2 separate regions of the Homo sapiens genome follow, and region 1 is linked to region 2. A link is a loop called in an ENCODE intact Hi-C map of the cell type or tissue named here. Cell type or tissue: heart left ventricle. All regions are shown on one strand.

Region 1 (4,000 bases), 120 kb after region 2:
AGGGTTATAAATGAGCAGAACACAAATTGATTTGCATGTAATAACAGTGGCAATAAACCTTTCCTGGTTCATGCAATTTTCCCCATCTGTTAACAGAGGGCAAGTTTAGGAAGTGTTATTCCAAGGAGGGGACTTACCCAGCTGGACATCTATAACACTTGGCTGATTCTCCATGGGGAACAATGGCTTGGGAGGCTTGTCTGTGAGTAAAGCTAGAAGAGAAAATGAAAGAAAGTAATGGAAAAATTGAGATAAATTACAGGATGAGAAAGATTCTATCATGTATGATATTTAATGTTTGTAGACTTGATGGTGTGTAAACATTTATTAGACAGTGTTCCTACTTCCTACTTGGGTTGTTACTCTATCCATACAATATCCATTTCCCAGCACATTTAGAGCACCATTGATTCACTGTAAATAGGCCATTTTGACAACTACATTTTCCAACAAGATGAAACAAATGGACTATTTTGGGTGGTTTTTATAAATTTGTAAGTATAAAGAAATATATATTTTAAAAGTATAATTGAGAAATAGTAAATCCTCATATATGCTTTGTAGTGGTATTCTCAATGAAATATTACCCTAACGGACATTTTTAGTGACATGAATCTTCTAAACCTCTGAATTATCCCCCACTCTCCACTGCAACCTCCAAAACAATATAATAAAGCAATGATATCTTCATTGGGATAATTGATCAAAAATACCAATTAAGCATCTTTTGTACTCCAAGTCTTGTGCTAGCTACTAAAGGGAAAGAAAGTAAAGTCTTTATCTTTGCCCTCAATTTATAACACAGGACTATGAACACAGGACTAGCACACCATAATAGAGAATGGAACATAGAATGTAGCATTTGAGCTATAAGGCTATATATAGGTGGTAAAGAAATGGAGAAAGGAGAGGTTAATATTCGCTGGAAGGTTTGGGGAAAGTTTTATGAAGAGAATGGATCTCCATACGAAACTTAAGGGATGGAGAAAATTTGGAAAGGCAGAGAGTGGAGAAGATTTGGAAAGGCAGAGAGTAAAGAAGAAAAGATTCTCAGAAGATTCTCAAAAAGATTTTCAAAAGATTATCAGGAAAGATTAACAACATAAACCAAGGCACAAAAGTAGAACTTCACAAGCATAATATGCTTTGAGGAAAATGAGCCTGATGAGAAGGGGTTTTGTGAGCACCATGAATTAAAAATGAAACTAGATAGATTGGATGGGGCTGAATTCTGGAGGACTCTGAGTAACAGGCAGAGGAATTTGGACATGATGTTCTAGGCTGGAGTGTCATTGTAGATCTTGAAACAAAAAATGACTCAAAGGAAGTGATGTCTAATGATGATTGGCTTGATATGTGGAATGGGCTGAGAGAAGAACAAAAACTAAGAGGTTGAGGAAACAATGCTGCAGTGTGTGGGGATGGGTGGTGGTGAGCAGTCACACCAGGTTGGAGTTTGGGGAATTTTTTTTTTTTTTTAATGAGAGGACAAATCTGAGAGGCACCTGGAAGAAAGAAATGAGAGGACTCAGTATGCAGATACATAATGTCATGTGTATTGTTGTCATAAAACAACCCTTACTTATATCAAACTATTGTTTATATCCTGAATTCCCTTTAACTGATTCTGTATTTATGTCTTGCTTCAAGTATCCAACTGAACTCTTACCTACTAAAAAGAAATGTTTTATACTTCTTTATAATTCACAGGAGGAATAGCATAGGATTGTGCTATAATGATTAAGCCACCATTAATTGACTAGCTTAGGAATTCCCTGCCAACATGAGAGAAGATCTCATACTATTTGAAGAATATTTAGAAGCGAAAGAGAGAAATAAAAGTTGATTACAGGACAGGTAAGGTTAGGGAACTATACAAATTTGGAGAGATTCCCAAAATAGTTGTTGATAATAAACAAATGCACCAGAAATATACTTAGGAAAGAGCTTTATGGCACATTAGCTTTCTCTTCCTAATACCTGAGCTGCCTGAAGTGGAAAAATTTCAGTGAATTAATTGCCTTCATTTTTCCAACACATCATTCAAGATGACATACAATATGTATTGTCCTTATGGAATTGAACAACATTTTTGTTTTAATTGACTTTGGCATAATTTAGACCTACTAATATAATGTCTAGTCTTCATTTCATAAATACTACAGTTACTCTTAATAATCTGATTTTTAAATATTATTGGAAACATGAGGGATCTACTTTAAAAAAAATGAATATGTTTGAATTTAAAATCCAGTTATATCAGATGTTCAATTTTGTTGTAGTTTGCTATTATTTGTAATAGTAAAATATTGGAAACAACCTCAATTTCTAATAGTAGGAGCCTTGTTACAATTGTGGTGATTTCATATAATGACATATTATGATACTGCTGTTTAAAATAATTAGGTAAATCTGTAGATTAGATATGAAAATATTTCCAAGACATACTGTTTAATGAAAAAAACAAGGTCCCAAATAGTATGCGCAGCATGCTATTTTGAGTATAAAACATACATATGCATATATAAATGTTTGTATATGTATGAAATATTTCTAGATGGATACATGTGCAACTGGTAACAGTGGTGTCCTCTGAAGAGAGGGAGTGGATGGCTGAGTAACTGTGGTGGGTAAGGAAAGGGTGTCATGGGCAGGCAGAAGGAAGATTTAATCTTCACTATATGCCTTTATATTTTGAACCATCCCCATATGCTATGTATTCAAAACATAAATAAAATTAAATCCAGCCATTTTTCATTTTATTAATAAAAAACCCATTTTGATTTCTTTATAGAATTATTGTCAATTTACCTTACACATCCAAATTATAGACATTTAGTTTGCTGGAAACTATTCTTGGGCAATCTTATTTTAAAATATTTCCTTCTTCCAAATAAATTAACTGGAATGTGATAGGTGGGAAGCAATTGTAAGGAATGTATTTCATGTATGGAAATGACAATCTTGCTCTGCTTTCAGCAGGATGAGTTTGGGGTCATTGTTTTCCCCTTCCCTTATCTTCCGCCATGGACTATGGATGTATTTACCCTAATTTTATTATTGTTAAATATCAATTGCTGAAGTGACATTCACTAATATTAATGATAATTTTAAGCATCTTACATTTATAGGTGGTTCATAAGTTTCAAAGTGCTTTCAGATACATTAGCTCATATTATCTTCATGATGACCTTGTAAGGTAAAGAAGACAGTTACAAATGTGGCCAATTTAGATATGAAGTTAAATGAAGCTTATATTGTCTTATTTGGTGTCCCCTTGGGACCAAAAGCCCCCACTTGCAAGATGAATAGGAAAACAGGATATAAGTTGTAGGCAGTAGACAGGTAAAGAGCTCAGTACTGAGTCAGTGGTTTTAGCCTCTTTGACTCTACGATAATTACACTAGGGTTCCTAGTCCAATGGGAATGGCTTTGTGGCAAACAGCCAGTTGAAACATGATCCCTGTAGGACACCCCACACATATACACCTTTTCCCCCTAAACCTGTGAATGGAAAGAGATGAACTGGCACTTAACCCAGCACATCTCAATGGGATATAAGGCTATGGTGCCTCTTTAAATTCCAATATCATGTTTAGGCCTGAGAATTGCTAAGAAGTGCAGAACATTTGTGATGATAAAGCAGCAACTGCAGCAGTTCAATTGGATCCTGACCACCAGCCCAGAGACAAATCTATCAGCACCTTGCATAATTATAGCATTTGCAGATTAGCTAGAGTGCATGCTGCCACAGGGAGGCAAGCTCATTTCTTGTTCATTTTTATTTTTAAATCTCATCTGAAACTCAGTTACTAATTGTGAAAGGAAAGAAAGAACTGTCAATACCAAGTCCCCTAAACAACAGGGCAGAGATTTACAATTTTATTAGGAATTTTATCCTGGACCTCAAGGGGGACTAATTGGGGTCTGAGCTAATCTTTGAATTTGCTGCTTAAGCTTCATGCTTTGATTGAAAGAATGGGAGCAAAGGATACATTTT
Region 2 (4,000 bases):
TTTTTAATTGTAAAATATAGATAACACAAAATTTACCATTGTAACCATTTTAAGTGTACAATTCAGCGCCCATTAAGTACATTCACAATGTTGTATGACTATCATCACTATCCATTTCCAGAATGTTTTCTTCATCCCCAAATACCTCTTTTAATGAATAATATTACCAATATTTATCTCCTTGCTTAAAAACTTGTAATTTCTGCATAAGCTATTTGCTCCCTACAATTAACTGATTTAAAAGAGAGTTCACCATCAGGCTTCTTTCCCATATTTTTTTTTCTTTCTAAAATCTTTAAAATATTTTGAGCATAAAGAACCAACCCATTTTAAGCAGTGGCTCAAAATAGCAGTTTACTCACAAAGAGATTATGGCACAAGGGGTGTGAAATTCTCCCATGTTTCAGGGGATGAAGTTTAAGAACAGATCCTAGAGAGGAGTTGAGTTTGTCCCTACTGAACTCTGCCTTTATTTCCGGAAGTTGCCACCGTGTAATTTGTGGTGAATCATCAAGCTAGAATAGCAGGCATGGCAGTTTGGATTTTCTTAGACATAGACAAACCAAGAAAAAACTGGTACAGTCCACACTATATGCTCACTAATATTTATCTTTAAAGTTATTTTAAGTATAATAAATTACTTAAAGTTAGTAAATAATTAGGTTAGCCATGCAATTCCACATAGAACAAGTGGGAAACAACAGATATCTGTGAAGGTTTTCTAATTTGTGCTTTATGTATCCTATTTCTCTCAACAGGCTGTCCAATCATTTTAAAAAGAACTCTGGTTTTATCTATCCCAGATTAATCACAGTTTTAAAACAATTACATTTCATGGTTTAAAATGTTCCATTGACACTTTCTTGCTCTTTACTAAAAGTGAGTAACAGTGAAGTCACAAACATATACTCTCTGCTTTTTTGTTGGATAAAATATTTAATTTCTGCCTAGGTTTTAACTTGAAGTTCTGCTTTGCTTGCCCACTTACTCTTTCCTTCACTATGAGTTTCCAAGCTGCCTTTTAAACTAAAGGTATGTCTGTCCTTAATGGTTTTAAAAATTCTCTCAGAATTGCTTTCTTTTGGTGAATGAAAAATCTTTATTTGACATTTTAAAGCTTGATTACTTAAAAGAGCCACATTGCACCATTTTGTAACAAAGACTACCTTGGCTTGAATTAAATTACATGGGAAGATATCTGCACCTAATGAATATCGGATTTATTTTAACTCACCTGATTCTTAAAAAATATAAGATAAAAAATAATACAAATATAAATTAAATAAACATATAAGAGGTTTCTCCTCCTGAACCCATGAATCAGAGTATTCCCTTAAATTAACCCATCCTATCATTCCTTCACAGTTTAGCAGTTCCCTTATAAAGCTTCTTCTGACTAATCCAGATTGCAGAGCTCTCTTCTTTCTCTGAATACCTACAGCAGTTCCATAAGCTCTTTATACCATCTTCACACTTCTGCCAAAGACAGCTGATTATATTATTCCCCTACTCAAAAGCCTTCAGTAACTCTCCTCTGCTTCAAGAATAATTCCAGAATCTTTTAAACAAAGCAATGAAAGACCCTTATATAATATGCCCCAATCTTCTTCTCTGCCCTCAAAACCCACCCTGGACTACTATAAGAACTGTCCTCTAGTGATACAACACAGCTGAGAGTCCTTAAATATGCCATACAATTGATTTCATACCTCTGTGTATTGGCCCATGTTTCTTCTAACTGGAATGCCTTATTTCCTTTTTTTTTTTTTTTTTTTTTTTTTTTTGTCTGCTGAATGTCCATGCATCTTTTAATACCTGGTCAAGAGTCACTTTCTTTGTGAAAAACTATCTGACGCTCATAAGCAAAACTAACATACTATAAAGTTATCATAATTAAAAGAACATGGTGCTGGCATAGAAATAGACAAATATATCAATGAAACATAACAGAGTTCCAAAACAGACACATATATACATTAGAATTTAATGTATTGGAAAGCAGAAATTTCAATTAAAGAATGCTGATACAATTGACCATTTGTTATGAAATAAATGAAAAAAAGCAAAAACAATCCATACCACGTACCATTAAAAAAAGCCAAACTGATTCTTAAAAATGAATCATAAAATATTATTGCATAAAAATAGAACTGATTAAACTATCTGTATGGCTTTTTAGTAGGGGACAAAGCTTTTTTTAAAACAAGTGAAAAAATACTTCAATAAAAATATTGATCACTTTTTTAAATTGACAAATAATTGTACATTTATGGAGTACAGAGTGATATTTTGGTACACACAATGTGCAATGATCAAATCAGGATAATTAGCATATCCATCACCTCAAACTTTTATCATTTTTTGTGCTAGAAACATTCAAACTCCTCTTTTCTAGCTATTTCAAAATATGGAGTAAATACACAGCTATTTCAAAAATATGAAACATTAGAACTTTATTTCTCCTATATAGTTGTAGGTTTGTATGCTTTAACCAACCTTTCCCTATTCAGCTCTCCCTTATACCCTTCCAAGCCTCTAGTAACTACTATTCTACTCTCTACTTGTAGGAAATCAATTATTTTAACTTCCACATATGAGTGAGAACATACTGTATTTATATTTCTGTGCCTGGCTTATTTCACTTGACATATTTATCTCCAGTTACATCCATGTAGCCGCAAATGACAAGATATAATTCTTTTTATGGCAGAATAGATTCTTTTCTGTATATATGTGATATTATCTATTCATATGTTGTTGGACACTTAACGTTGATGCAATATCTTGGTTATTGTGAATTGTGCTGCAATAAACATGGGGGTGTAAATATCTCTTTGATACATTGATTTCCTTTCCTTTGGATATATATCCTGTAGGGGAATTGATGAATTATATAGTGGTTCTATTTTTAATTTTTCTGAGGAACCTCCATACTGTTCTCCATAATGGCTTTACTAATTAGATTCCCACCCTCAGTGTATAGTGTTCCTTTTTCTCCACATCCTCACAAGCATTTATTCTTTTACTCTTTTTGATAATAGCCATTCCAACTAGAGTGAGATGATATCTTATTGTGGTTTTGCTTCGCATTCCCTTGATGATCAGTGATGTTGAGCGCTTTTTCATATACTGGCTGGCCATTTGTGTGTCTTCTTTTGAGAAATGTCTATTCAGATCATTAGCCCATTTTTAATGGAATTATTGGTTTCTGTGCTAAGTTTTGAGTTCTTTGTATATTCTGCATATTAATTACTTGTCAGGTTAATGGTGTGCAAATATTTCTCCCCATTTTGCAAGTTGTCTCTTCATTCTATTAATTGTTTCATTTGCTGTGCAGCTTTTTAATTTGGTATAATCTCATTTACCTAATTTTGCTTTTGTTCTCAGACCAATGTCCTGAGGTATTTCCTCTATGCATTTTTCTAGTCGTTTTATGGTTTGAAGTTTGATGTTTGTCTTTAATCTATTTTGAGATTATTTTTGTATTTGGTGAAAGATAGAGGTTGAGTTTCATCTTTCTGCATATGAATATACAGTTTTTCCATCACCATTTATTGAAGAGACTGTCTTTCCCCAATGTATGTTCCTTGGCACCTCTATTGAAAATCATTTGGCTGTAAATACATGGATTTGCTTCTAAGTTCTCCATTCTGTTCTATTTGTCTATGTGTCTGTTTTTATGCTGGCACCATGCTGTTTTGGTTACTATAGCTTTGTGGCATAATTTGAATTCAGGTAGTGCACTGCCTCCAACTTTGTTCTTTTTGTTCAAGATTGCTTTGGCTATTTGGGGTCTTTTCTGGTTCCAAACAAATGTTACAATTTTAAAAAATATTTCTGTGAAGAACTTCATTGGTATTTTGATAGGGATTGTATTGAATCTATAGATTATTTTGGGTAGTACATTATTTTAACAGTATTGATTCTTCTAATTCCATGAATATAAGATGACTTTTCATTTTTTGTGTATTCTTCGATTTCATTCATCAGTGTTTTGAAG

The links. A loop is a pair of places that touch in the nucleus more often than their neighbours do. Peaks named below come from ENCODE experiments on the same cell type or tissue, not always from the same donor. Only the 100,000 strongest peaks of a DNase experiment are listed, where the experiment ranks them.
Region 1: it touches region 2 in a loop (6-fold over the local background); 1 of 110 quality-filtered maps calls a loop at or near these places.

Annotation. Positions count from the first base shown.
Region 1 is chrX:105,480,525-105,484,524 of GRCh38, reverse strand. IL1RAPL2 (interleukin 1 receptor accessory protein like 2) reads right to left here. Exons shown (of 11, transcript NM_017416.2): 6 at 138-212. Among named protein-coding and RNA genes, the nearest start is that of TEX13A, 260 kb to the right of the region's middle. In heart left ventricle, no CTCF peak of the experiment used is centred here; no DNase peak of the experiment used is centred here; H3K27ac peaks cover 818 bases.
Region 2 is chrX:105,605,420-105,609,419 of GRCh38, reverse strand. The region is part of intron 6 of IL1RAPL2 (interleukin 1 receptor accessory protein like 2); the gene reads right to left. Among named protein-coding and RNA genes, the nearest start is that of NRK, 220 kb to the left of the region's middle. In heart left ventricle, no CTCF peak of the experiment used is centred here; no DNase peak of the experiment used is centred here; H3K27ac peaks cover 157 bases.